Regions from separate parts of the Homo sapiens genome. Here all the other regions are linked to region 1. A link is a loop called in an ENCODE intact Hi-C map of the cell type or tissue named here. Cell type or tissue: dorsolateral prefrontal cortex. All regions are shown on one strand. Links, peaks and the distances in the headings refer to the core of each region. The heading gives the core; the rest is flanking DNA.

The links. Peaks named below come from ENCODE experiments on the same cell type or tissue, not always from the same donor. Only the 100,000 strongest peaks of a DNase experiment are listed, where the experiment ranks them.
Region 2: it touches region 1 in a loop (2.5-fold over the local background); 5 of 110 quality-filtered maps call a loop at or near these places.
Region 3: a loop joins it to region 1, with 3 times the contacts of the local background. A loop is called at or near these places in 5 of 110 quality-filtered maps.

Annotation. Positions count from the first base shown.
Region 1 is chr9:108,754,826-108,759,231 of GRCh38, forward strand. No RefSeq gene overlaps it. Among named protein-coding and RNA genes, the nearest start is that of ACTL7B, 99 kb to the right of the region's middle. In dorsolateral prefrontal cortex, for the core only: no CTCF peak of the experiment used is centred there; no DNase peak of the experiment used is centred there.
Region 2 is chr9:108,706,216-108,710,621 of GRCh38, forward strand. No RefSeq gene overlaps it. Among named protein-coding and RNA genes, the nearest start is that of ACTL7B, 150 kb to the right of the region's middle. In dorsolateral prefrontal cortex, for the core only: a CTCF peak has its summit at 2,411; a DNase peak (open chromatin) is centred at 2,396; H3K27ac peaks cover 2,242 bases.
Region 3 is chr9:108,578,047-108,582,452 of GRCh38, forward strand. No RefSeq gene overlaps it. Among named protein-coding and RNA genes, the nearest start is that of ACTL7B, 280 kb to the right of the region's middle. In dorsolateral prefrontal cortex, for the core only: no CTCF peak of the experiment used is centred there; a DNase peak (open chromatin) is centred at 2,135; H3K27ac peaks cover 915 bases.

The DNA.
Region 1 (4,406 bases), core at 1,160-3,659:
TACCCCATAAAGGTGCTCCTGTGAACCTCCCTGCATATGCTTAAAGAATTAAGTGAATAGCATTTTCATATCTGTAGAATCTCCAAAGAATTCTATTAAGAGCCACCACTGGCCGGGAGCAGTGGCTCACGCCTGTAATCCCAGCACTTTGGGAGGCCCAGGTAGGTGGATCACCTGAGGTCAGGAATTCAAGACCGGCCTGGCCAACATGGTGAAACTCCATCTCTACTAAAAATGCAAAAAAATTAGCTGGGCATGGTGGTGATACCTGTAATCCCAGCTACTCAGGAGGCTGAGGCAGAAGAACCACTTGAACCTGGGAGGCGGAGGTTGCAGTGAGGCAAGATTGCGCCGCTGCACTCCAGCCTGGATGACAGTGAGACTCCATCTTAAAAAAAAAAAAAAAGCCATCACTTATTGAGTGCCTACTATGAGCCAGGCACTATACAAGGTATTTTCCCAACCTTGTTCATAAAACACCTCTAAAATGGACAACATTAGCCCCATTGTACACAACGAAACAAAGCTCAGAGTAGTTAGGGTTCCACAGTCACAGACAAAAGTCCCGAGTAGAGATCTGTCCCTGGACCTAATTCTAAAACTCCTGTTCTTTGTACTCTGTTCAGCTGTCTGTCAAGAAATCAATGGGGTTCACTTCAGTTAGGGAGTAACTGTGACCTGGTCATGGGGAGGGAAGCAAATCCTCATCAGAAGCCCCTCCAGAGCACCATGGGAGGACCACCTGGGAAAGCTGTACACCAGTGCGACTCCATGTAGTCCCCCAAACGGCAGCAGCAGCATCACCTGGAGGCTGGTTAGAAATCACATTTGTGGACCCCACTCAGACCCACTGAATCAGCAGCACTTCTGAGTCTGTCGGCAAGCTCTCCAGCTGCTCTGATGCCTGCTAAACTTTGCGAACCTCTGCTGAACACAGCCTCGCATTGTGATCAGTGGCAAGAAACAACACTGGCCAACCACAGATTGAGAAAATTAGACATGGAAAAACATGCATCTTCCTCCAAGGACTCAGAGTTCCCTGTGGAATGGGAAACTGAACCCAGAAAGCTTCATTTCAGGTTCTGCTCCACAATTAAGAGTTCCTCCATCCTTGCAGTGTGAAGGAATAGAGGCTAGCAAATTAGAATATTCACTGGCAAAGCTGGCAAATTAGACTATTCACTGGCAAAGCCAGACCTGCTTTAGAAAACTGTGGACCCCAGTGAACCCTCACTGCACCCTCACTGCATCCTCAGTTCATTGTGGATTTTCTATCTGGCACACAGCAGGAGCTCAATAAATACTTCCTGACTCACAACAGTCAGATAGTGAATTTAACCCCTCCACAACTCAGGGCTTGTTTTTTCTTTGTGGTTCTTTATCGCTCATTTGCATGCATTCTCACAGTAGATACTGAAAACAAAAGTTCTCTTCTCAGTTCCCATCTTGGCAGTCCTTTTGCTTTTGAGTTTATCGATTGCCTTGGGACTGATGCGACAAAGTATGGATTACAGATGCTTGAAGAACATTTGTTAACTCCAAGGGAGAATGAAGCTGTGAAATAAAGTAGTTATTTAATCGAATTCTACTACTAATAATGCCTTGCCTTGTTTTTCTTAAATCAACCTAAAACGTGTGGTCAAAAAATATTTGACTTCACTTTATTTTGGAAATATTTAACATTAAAAAGCAATGGCCCATAATCTCGGCACGCTAACAAAATTATTTTCATTTTTGCCCATTCTCTTTCAGGCCCTGTTTTCATAATCATATACAATTTTGCATGGTTGTAATTACACAGAAGCGATATTTAAGTCTTGCTTTTTTTTTTTCCTGGTTAAAGTTCCAGCCTGAATGAATTCATACATTATCTCATGATGATCATTTTCAATTTCTGGACCATGGACACATGTTTTGGCATACCACTTGAGCATGTCACAGTGAGTCAGGAAGCATTTATTGAGCTCTTGCTGTGTGCCAGATGCAATTCTAGGCCCCCAAGGATCTAGTAGTAAATAAGATAAAGTCCCTGCTGTCCAGACTGTAGCAGCCTACAACTATAGGGGATGCCATTTGCATCCTGTGTGAGCCTGTGTAACTCACACTGGGGAATTTCTTCCTTAGGGCAGATTCCTTTCCTTCCTCTAGAGGGCAGGTAAATAGAACTAAAGGCCAGGAGCACGCTGAAGGATGCATGCATCTTCATGGCTGTTGCTACCATAATATTACTACTGATAAAAGAAAAACATCAGTCAAATTAATTTTAAAGGAGTTTAATTGAGGAATGAACAATTCATGAATTGGGCAGCCCCCAGAGTCACAGTAGATTCACAGAGACTCCACCACAGCCACGTGGAGGAAGAAGATTTATAGGCAAAAAAAAGGGAAATGTATAACATACAGAAATCAGCAGTGAAGTACAGAAACAGCTGGATTGGTTACAGGTTGGCACTTGCCTTATTTGAACACAGTTTGAACACTCAGCAGTCTTTGAGTGGCTGAAGTATGGCTGCTGGGATTGGCAAAGACTCAGTGATTGTTACAAGTGCATACTCTTAAGTTAGGTTTTCAATCTTGTCTGACTATTAAGCTAGGTTACAGTTCATCTACAAGCACTCAGATATAAGACTATGGAGTCCTTCTCAGGCCGTATTTAGTTTGCTTTAACACTGCATTTTTCTCCCAAGACATTTTACCAATTTTCACTACTAGCAGAGATAGCAAATGTATCATTTTCAACAGAAACTCATCAGCATTGAGTGCTAACATTTTTTTTCAAACATGTGCCAATTGAATTAGTTTACAACAGTCCCTGGAGACAAGCTATGGATTTAAATACGCTCCCTGGCAGTCTTACTCTTCCCTCAGAGGCTTCTTTCAGTATATGAGATGATACTGTCTGTTGTGGACTGAATGAGTCCCACTCCAAAGTTCTTATGTTGTATTCCTAACCCCCAATGTTATGGTATTAGGAGGTAGCAACTCTGGGAGGTAATCAGGTCATAAGAGTGGAGCTCTCACAAATGGGATTAGTGCCCTTATAAAAAGATACAAAAGAGTTTGTTTCCACTAGGCGTGGTGGCTTATGCCTGTAATCCCAGCACTTTGGGAGGCGGAGGCAGGCAGATCACCTGAAGTCAGGAGGTCAAGACCAGCTTGACCAACATGGAGAAACCCCATCTTTACTAAAAATACAAAATTAGGCAAGCATGGTGATACACGCCTGTAATCCCAGCTACTCGGGAGCCTGAGGCAGAAGAATTGCTTGAACCCAGGAGGTGGAGGTTGTGGTGAGCCAAGACTGTGCCACTGCACTCCAGCCTGGGTGACAAGAGCAAAAGTCCATCTCAAGGGAAAAAAAAAAAAAAAAAAAGACTGTTTCATCTCTCTCTCTCTCTCTCTCTCTGCCCTCCACCATGTAAGGATACAATGAGAAGGTCATCTGCAAACCAGAAAGTGGCCCTCACCAGACACTGGACCTGCCAGTGCCTTGCTCTTGGACTTTCCGCCCTCTAGAACTATGAGAAATGTTTGCATTAAGCCACCTAGTCTATGGTATTCCATTATAGAAGTCCAAACTAACTAAGACAGACACTCTCAGATGATGAATGTGAAACCACCTTTGCAAAAGTTCTATCAGTGAGAAGATTGTAACACTAAGCTAAGCTAAACTAACCCAAACCCCATCTAGCCTTTCCCTTAGTTATTCCTGGGCTACTGGGCCAAGCTAACTCTGAAAGGTACTTAGGCTATAGTTTAAAATGATAACAGGCCTTGCCTAAAACTCAACCACTTTTGTAAAGCTAATGGGAGGCCATCAGGCTGTGCGCAGGAAAGGAGTCTGAATCCTGTTAAGGTGCAGACATTATTCCAGAGATTACAACATATGCAGCTTCCCCAATTACTCCTGCAAATAACAACACTGCTGTAGATTGGCCTTTTGGGATACCTTTCCAGGTTTTTTGCATGTCTGACACCCATGGCTCCACCGGGATAAGCTTCTGTTGTCCCCACCCAGAAGCAATTTGGCCCACAAGAGGACAGTTTTAACCCTCTATGATTTCCTCTCCACCCCCAACCAATCAGCAACAAGCACCTGTTACCTGGCCACCCTCACCCTTTCCTTCAAACCACCTTTGAAAAACCCCTAACCTATGCACGAGATGACTTGAGTACAAAACTCCGTCTCTCATGTGGCATGGCTAGTCTATGTCTCTTAAACTCTTTCTCCACTACAATGCCATGGTCTTTCTTTATCCAATGGGCAAGAGAACCCCTCAGGCAGTTACAAATGTCAGAGTTAAAACAGGACACTGATATAGCTGAATGGTCTTCCTAGAACGTAAGGCAGGAGAAGGGTCTCCCACTAGGGTTTAAGTTTTCTCTGTGGAATAATATGGATCCTC
Region 2 (4,406 bases), core at 917-3,416, 49 kb before region 1:
AATCTCTGCCCTTTTGCTTTAGATGTCACCGTTTCAGATTGTTTTTTTCATTTTTTTTCTAGGCAAAAAAAGGAGAAGATCCCAAATGCATTCCAGTTCTGGCAGTCTATGATTTGAGCATGGAGAATTATGGGGTTGCTTCAAGAAGAGGCTGGAAAGAAGGATTAGCACAAGACCACAAGATCACAAAAAGCCTTGCCCGCTATGCTCAGGCACTTGAACTTTAGCTGTAGGAAGCCACAAAAGGGAGATAATATAAGCAGGTCACTGGGCTAGCAAAGCACCCTGAAGAGTTGAATGAATGAAAAATGCATGAGAGGGGAGAGGAGTCCAAAGACAAAATTATTCCATCAGTCCCCGAGCAGGAGGTAAGAAAAATGGATGGACAGTTGGAAAGGTGTGAGGGGATAGCCTTCACTAGTCATCAACTTCCATTCTATTGTGTTTTCTTTTGTTTTTCTTTGTCTTATCATTCCATTCCCATCTTCACAAAGCAGAATAAAAATGACTCTCTTCACTGTCCATCAATGTTGTTGATCTATTCCCTCACACCAGAGAAGCACAATGGCACCACAGCAAAGGGCATGTGATCTTCAGCTAATTAATAAAGGCCCTGACATTGTTCCCCCACCAGATCATGGCAATGGTTGGCCGCCTGTCCTAGAAGGATCCACACTTCCCGGTGACCCAGACATCCCAAGCTCCCAAATTAAGCATCTGCACCTCCTTAATCAGCTTCAAAGAGGGACTTTCAGAATGCCACTGTTCCAGCAACTTCCTCAGCCACCATACCTGCTCCACCATCAGCTCAGCCAGGCAAGAATTCCCACAGGTTTTTCAGTGGACTATAGTTAAAGATGAAAAAGTCACATCCAGACCTCTGATTTATGACGTGGCATGAACTCAACACTTTTCTCATATTCTTGAGTCCGACAAAAATGAGCAAACACAGATATATAAAACTGGGACTGAGAAAATATTGGGTGCCTCTCAAAACACCTACATAGGACACTCCTTGACTATCCTGCAACCTGGGGTGGTGGGCTCAGTGACAAGCAGGGCACTGTTCCCTTGACTGTGGCTAAGGACACGTTTCTGAAAAGAGTTGCCAGCCCACATCACTGGTACCTGACTTCACTCTCAACCTTTCCTCCAAGCTGCTTAACCCTGGGTGTGTGTGTACATATGCAACTCCTCTACCAAGAACACCCTTCCCCCAACCTTTTTTTAGATGTTCATAAATTCAGATCATTTTTTTGTCAATCGAACAGAGGAATGAGTGAATGACAGCTGTTTCTTGCAAGCCAGCATCTTGAAGTCAACTTTGCCTCATATAACAGCAACAAAATATTGGATTCAGAGAAGTGAAATGCAGAATTTTCAATAATCAGTAAGTCCAACCCATTTACTTTGAATTTGAAGAAGTAGACCCAAAGAGAGGAAATGCTTACTCTGAAGTTGCCCAAGAATAACAAATGCTAAAAGTTATTGATTGCCAGGGGGGCTAGGGGCTGTGCTAAATGCTTCACACACATCATCACGCTTAATCCTCACAATAATCCTTTGAGCTAGATGCTATTACTAGCTTCATTTTATATGAGAAAACTGAGATGGGAAATGACTAGTCCAAGTTATATAGTCTTGACGGTATCAGATAAAATTCTGGAGGTGGGGATGTAACGCCTAGGGGAGGGACTAAAGAGAAGTTGCAGTAGAAGGCTCTCCAAGTGTCTGTGCCTCAGTTGCTACATCTGTGAATTCAGAATAATTATATCTTGTTTCTAGAATAGCTATGAGATTTTATAGGAAATAATGCATGTAAAACTATTTGGTAAGCTGCAAAGCACTATACAAATGAATGAGAAAAATATGTTTTTTAAAAATGAAAAGAGGATTTATTGGGTTTTTCTGTTTAAAAGAATAAAATAACATGTACTTCTGTTTTAAAAGGAATTAAAATGGTATAGAAAAAAATAGAAGAAAAGAAATATTATCCAAAGTTCTACTATCCAGAGATAATTAGCAATTTAATGCTAAGACTTCAGGAAATCACTCTGAGTGTGTTTATGTGTGTGTGTGTGCCTGTAAGTATTAAGAAATGATATATTATCATGCTCTCTTGTGACCTGTTCTTTTTTCACTCAAGTTATACATGTTGAAAAATCAAGAAAACTTCGGAAAGCCATTCTTCTGAGTTTAGCTCACCCTATGAAAAGAGCCAGAATAGTTTATTTATTGTCCTCTTTTTGACTGGTGAAACTGGTCCTAAGAGGCAGCGTCATCACCTATAGTGGTACAGACTGTGCCCTGCTTAGAATCCAGGGAGACACATGGGAGCTGAAAGCCAGCCTGTTCCAGTCCCTGGCGCAGCCACAACACGCAGGGGAGGGGGCCCTTGTGGGGTTGCACAAAGGCGCCATGTGTCCTGGCCTCTGAGCAGGGCTGACGTTAGCCACGGAGACCCTGAAGCCAGAGGGCCCACTACTGAACAACGCTGGAGCCACTGAGGGCAAGCAGAGTGGTGCCTTCCATCTGCTGTTTCTGTGCCAGATCTATGCCCCGTGCCCCAGAGCACACGGTCAAACCCATGGCATGCACACAGCAGCCTCTGAGAATCTGTGCCAAGTTCTGCTCTATGCATGGAGGGCTTGTGGTGGTTTCATTCTTTTCCCCTAAGCAAATTTTAGGAAAATATTCAAGTGACAGGAAATTAAGCAAAGCTTTGGCGCAAATGCTGCCCGAGAACCAGAAGCTCCAAGTCCAGTTTCCCGAAAAGGCTGGCTTTGGGGTTCTCTATATTTACCCAAAGCTTCCACTCAATGTGTCTAAAGCAGTTGCGGGGTGAATGAGTTTTCTATGTCTGCATAACAAATTACCCCAAGATTTAGCTACTGAGAATGACAAGCATTTCTTATCTCAAAGTTTCTCTGGGTCAAGAATCCAGCTGCATAGACCTTCAATGTAAATTTAAAAAGAAAAAGACAAAAAAGAATCCAGGTGTAGTTTAGCAAGGTGTCTCTAGTGCAAGGTCACACATAAGATTGTGGTCAAACTGTCAGCCAGGACTGCAGTCATCTCAAGGTTCAACTCAGGCTGGAGAATCCCCTTCTAAGCTCACCCACCTGGCTGTCAGCAAGCTTCAGTCCTTCACCACCTGGGCCTCTCTGTAGTGCTGCCTCATAAGCTAGCAGCTGCTTCCCTCAGCACCAGGAAGGAGAGAGAGAAAGAAAAGAGAAGGGAAGGGAGGTGAGAGAAGGGGGTGGGGAGAAAAGAGGCTAAAGTCTTTTCCCAACCCAAATCAGGAGTGACACCACATCACTGTTGCTCTATCCTATTCTTCCGAAGTGAATCACTAGCTCCAGCCCAGACTCAAGAGATGAGAATTACAGAAAAGCACCAATCTCCATCATCCTTCCTAGAACATGGATATAATGGCTAGAGTTCTGGCAGCCATCTTGGCCCATGAAGATCAGAACCACAACCTAGGGATAGTGGATCACACAACAGGAAGGAGGAGCCACAGTCCCTGGTGATTCTCCCACATCATCATTGCCTTTTACTTAAAAGAATAAAACCTTTAAGTGTTAAAGCCACTTCTGAGTTGCCTTCACATTCAGATGAGTCTCACTGCAGCCGATCTAAGTTGTTGGCACTAACCCCAATAGGGTTCAGGTTCAGGTTCACCCAGCGTTTCTTTCTTTTACAGATGGCACAACTAGACTCAGAGAGGTAAAGTTATTCACCCATCATCACTCAGCTAGAGACTGGTAGGAATAAGACCCCAGCTCCTGGTCTCCACATCTACCCAAACCAGTTCTGAGTGTCTCCAAAGCTTGTTGAACATTCAAGGCTCTGTTTGGGATGTTCCTGGCAGCTGGCAAAGTTCTGACTCCCCCAGGCTATGTATTTGTACCAGAACATTCCCTGCTCTGTTTCTCTGCTTACCAAGTAAACAAGCGAAACAGAAGAGGGAAAATATTTTGGATGAATTGATGCTTTGCAGTTCAAAAACTTTTGTCTTATGCACACTCAAGCCTGTAGCCATGGAAACCCTCATTTCATTTCCTCAGACTGTCTCTTTGTGCACCATTCCTTCTTTTGGAGCTCAGAAGTTAGCAGCAACCATGGATTAAATATGTTCTGTAGAGCAGCAAGGTGGTATGATATTGCAAAGGATGTTGGTATACAAGTCTATAACATGGAAGTGATGTTTTCATTACAGAGTTGTCTCAGATGGCTTGACTCTTCAGAAAGAGCCTTTCAGCCTCCTTGCCAGAAGAATTGTCAGCAGAGTCACTCAAGACAGAATCATCGCAGCTGCAATGTTAATAAACATTTTGTGCTGCAGGAGACGTGCTTGGTGTCCTTGCCCTACCACATTCCTTGCCCCAGGCAGCCTGCACTGC
Region 3 (4,406 bases), core at 917-3,416, 180 kb before region 1:
TCACACGCTGTGCTCCCACTGTGTTGAAATATCAAGGTTTTTTTTTTTTTTTTTAGGTCTCTCCTAAAATTTCTTTCTGCACTCTCACACCAGACTCACATACTTATCTTTCAAGGCTCAAATTGAAAAGCTCCTCTACAAAGCTTTTCTAACCAGCTTCTCATTTCTCCAGTAGAACAGCTCTCTCTCTCTCCTCCATCCCTCATGTATAGACTACCCTTTCAACATGTTACTGTGATCTTAAGCACACTCATACTGCTCTGTCAGTACCTATTACTGTGATTGGTCACTTGCCTGTATCCCCAATAAAATGGAGCCCCTTGAGGGCTAAAGGTCTCATTCATACCTAAAAACCTAAATCAGTGTACAGCCTGGATATACCACACTCAGTCCTAAGATCAGGCAGATCCCTAAGATTTGTAAGGCCCGGGACAGAAGTTGAAACAGAGGCGCAAGTAGCAAATGGCTCAACTATTGAAAAGTTATAAGTCAAGCTAGCTTCCTGTTGACTGAAATATGCTCTATTCTCCTACCATGAAAAATATGCATTATCAATCTAGAAGGCTAGGCTCAAGTTTAGACTTCTGGGACACCTCAGGGCTCTGCACTAGAACCAGGAGACACAGGAGAGAGAGCCTTGCCTTCACCCTGAGCTGCTTTCTTCTTTTCCATGCATATCTCTGTCTTGCAGTGCTCTGTCCACCTTCCATGCATATAACTGGTTGCTCTAGCCCTAATGTCCAAACGTCATCTGTGTCTTCCCCAAACACTCTATATGACCACTTTTCAGGCCCAGGGGTTCACCAAGTGATGCAGTCAGCCCAAGGACCTGGGAAAGAGGCTCACACAGGACCCAGAAGTAGGCTCTGAGTTGTTGGGGCATAAAATTCAGGGTTCAAACTATCTGGAGTGTGGTCTAGAAGAGGTGGAGGGGCACAAGTCCTGGGTGTGGATGGGTCTTCCTCTTAGACAAATGGTCTCCTCCATCCATGGGGACAGGTACAGCTGGAGGAGGGCCAGAGGGGGGCCCTCTAAGTCTTGGGGCCCAGGGCAGGGATCCTTCTTGTACAAATCCAAGGGAAGTTCTGCTTAAGACATGTTAAGCATCATCGCCTCCTTCAAGAAACTTCCCTGATTCCTCATGCTAGGAAATGTTCCTCTCTACATTCAAAGCATCTTGTGGGTATTTCAGATTCTTCACTTAGCCCGGTGTATTACAATGATCTGTTCCTAGATCTGTCTCTCTCTCTTTGGAGCTTCTTAAGAACATGAACTGTATCTCATTCCTCACTATGGACCCTCAGGCATCCTGTTCAGAGGGATGGCACAGGGCAGGCACTTATCCAATAACCAGTGAATGCATTCATGAAGCAGATGGTGGTGGAAGGAGAGGATACTGATCATATCCAGACACTAACTCCCTTTACCTCTCCAGGTTAAGAGTTTTACCAGTGACCTTTTGAAGACTGAGTGGCAATTAACATTGTAATTGAGATAAACTCTAGTCACACCTATGGACAATTTATGATTTATCACATATACATTACCTATGAAGAAACAGAAGTGCTTTATTTCCTACTGAAATTCCAATTTACAAATGACCTTTTTGCTGTCTTAATAAAGTCACACACACACCCTCCAAAAATGACACTCTCGGGTACTGTTGAGCAGAAGAACCAAATCTTAAACACCTAAGGTAACTTCTGAGCAGGCCGTGCGAGCAGCGCCTCTCACCAACAGGACTTGAACTGAGCTACTTCCGAATAAGGAAGAAGGGTCCTTTCTCCTTCTCACATCTGTCATTCCACAGGACATTCAAGACCTTGTTGATGGGACCACTTAGGAAAAATGGTTTCCCTCCAGTAATGAAGGCCTCCATAAATCTCTGGATGATGACAGAAGCAATTTGCAGATGAGATTAGAGTAACTCTCCTATGGTGATATGCCTTTTGCTTCATGTAGCAGTGGCTGAATCCTTGGTCTGTTGAGTTGGGATTTTTTTTTTCATCCTCTGCCAATTTACCCAAAGATGTTCTGAAATTGTGCAATTGGCAAACTGTAATAGCCTGCACCCAGGGAGCGGCAGGGGAGTGACACAGTGAGTCACAGACCACAACAAAGCCCTTCCTGGCATGTCGGGCTCTCTTGGCAAACCCAGAGGATGTAAAATTGACAGTAAGACAAGGAGCATCATTGTTATTTGTCAACAAATTGCAATGACCATTGCAAGGTCTTGGCAGCCCCACACAGGGAAGCCTAGAGGCAAGGAATGGGGGAGCAAGTCAACAAAATGATGGAAAACCCCTGTCTCCCAATGAGCAAGTGTCAGACAGGTGTGTCAATAAGAATATTTTTTCTGACCCCAGTGACCTATTTCTCTGTCATGTTCAACAAAACAGAAGGGTGCTGCTTTAGTGGCAGTGGGAACCTCAGATGCACATGAATAATTAACTGGCCTTGAAATAAAAAGACTTAAATATCCGACCCTATTAGCTACCAGCTGTGTGACTCTGGGCAAGTCGTGTGATATCTGAGCATTTGGTTCCATATGTCTGCAAAATTCCAGTATCGTCAACCCCACCCAACTCATGAGATTGTTGTAAATATCAAGCAAGATAAAGAAAGTAAAATGAGTTTATAGGTACAAAACTCAGCACAAATCATATTTCTGGTTTTTTTTAAATTTATTTAAGATAAGACATTGTCCAAAAATCAAATCCAGGAAAACTGGACAGAATCTGATTTGATTGTATTAGGTTCATAGAAACAAATGCATTTACAAACTAATGTCAGGTGTCAGAAGGTCTGCTCGTTGCTATATAGTCTACTGCCACAATGGAAAACTTAAAGAAAGTATTACCTCTTGCCTCCTGTAAAGGGGCTTAGTACCAGTCCATCTGCACAGCTTCATTCTTTGAGATCTAAGCCTTGGGTTCAAACTTCCTCTCAGTCAACATTTTCTAAGCACTTACTACAGGCCAGGCCCTGTGCTGGCCACTATGTAAACAAATACAATCAAGACAGCCATGTTTCCTGCTCACTATGGGATGGGGGAAGGAGACAAACCATTCAGAGTGCTACATGTTGCAGGTACCTGTATATAAGGTACAGAGAATGGGAACAAAAGTCAGGAACAGCTATTTCTGCTTGTGCAAACAAGGAAGCTTCAAAATACATATACCTACTATGTGCCCATAAAATTTTTTAAAAATAAACATTTTTTTAAAAACAGCTTCAGAGAGGAGATGACTCTTGAACCAAGTCTTAAAAGATAGGCTGACTTTTACCAGGCAGATGGTAGCTCGGAGGAATTCCCATGAAGCTAAGAGATCAAATGCCTGATACAATCCTACTATTCAGGGAATCAAAAATTATCTGACCATGGGAGGGAAGGGGCACTCTTAGAGAAAGGTGAAGGGAGAGACAAGGATCAGATCACTGCAGTCTTAATAGGCAAGCTGACCTTTACCCTGTAGGTAATAGGGATCCAAGGAAATGTTCTAAAGGTGACTATGACATGATTAAACTTTCACTTTAAAAAAATCTCTCTGGTGTGCTTGGAATATGCCTTGGAAGAGAAAGGTGCCTACAGGCTGGAAAGCCAGCAAAAGGGTGATTTTCCTGCTTGTTTTTTAAATATATCAGCACCCTTTGTTCCAAGCCAAATCTTAAGTGGGCCCTCATGGTGTGACACAGATGAAAGCACAGCCGCTTGGTGGAAGGTAGGATCTAGGGCCAGGAAGGGGGCTACTGGGCCTCCTTTCAACAGCACGATCATGCCTGAGCCCCCTCTATAAAGTCCTAGGGCCCTGAAGAAAATGATGTGTGTCACTGTGTTAAGAAGACAACAGGAGAGGCCCCGGGGAGAGAGGAGAGAGGAAGAGGAGCAGAAATGTAGACAGGACCCAATCCACAGTTCCTGGTGATGGACTGACTACAGGAGGCAAAAAGGAGGAACCTAGGAACGAATTCAGGGTCTAACTGGGACAAGGGAGAGGACGAGGGCGTCTCTCATGATGTTGGGTGAGATGAGTTCTGACACATCAGGTGAGAACTTCCAGTGGGCAACTAAGGGGGATAATCTTAACTAGAAAGAAAAGATGTGGCAGTTAAGAGCAGGACCAAGAGAATCGGTAAGATCACCATGGAAGAGTGGGGACAGAGAGCAGAGAAGGGGGCCTGAGATAGACCCTCAAAAACCCCTGGAGGTGAGGAGTAGGAATCTGGGAAGAGAGGGACAGAAATAAGAAAATGGGGATAAAGACCCCAGAAACCAAGAGGAGAGAGTATCTTGAGGATACAGAATGTGTCCCATGAACCTGCAATGTGGGACAGTATCCCAACTCACACAGGGTCCATCAAGCTAGGAGACAAGGTGTTGCCAGCGTGGCTAGGACTGAAATGTT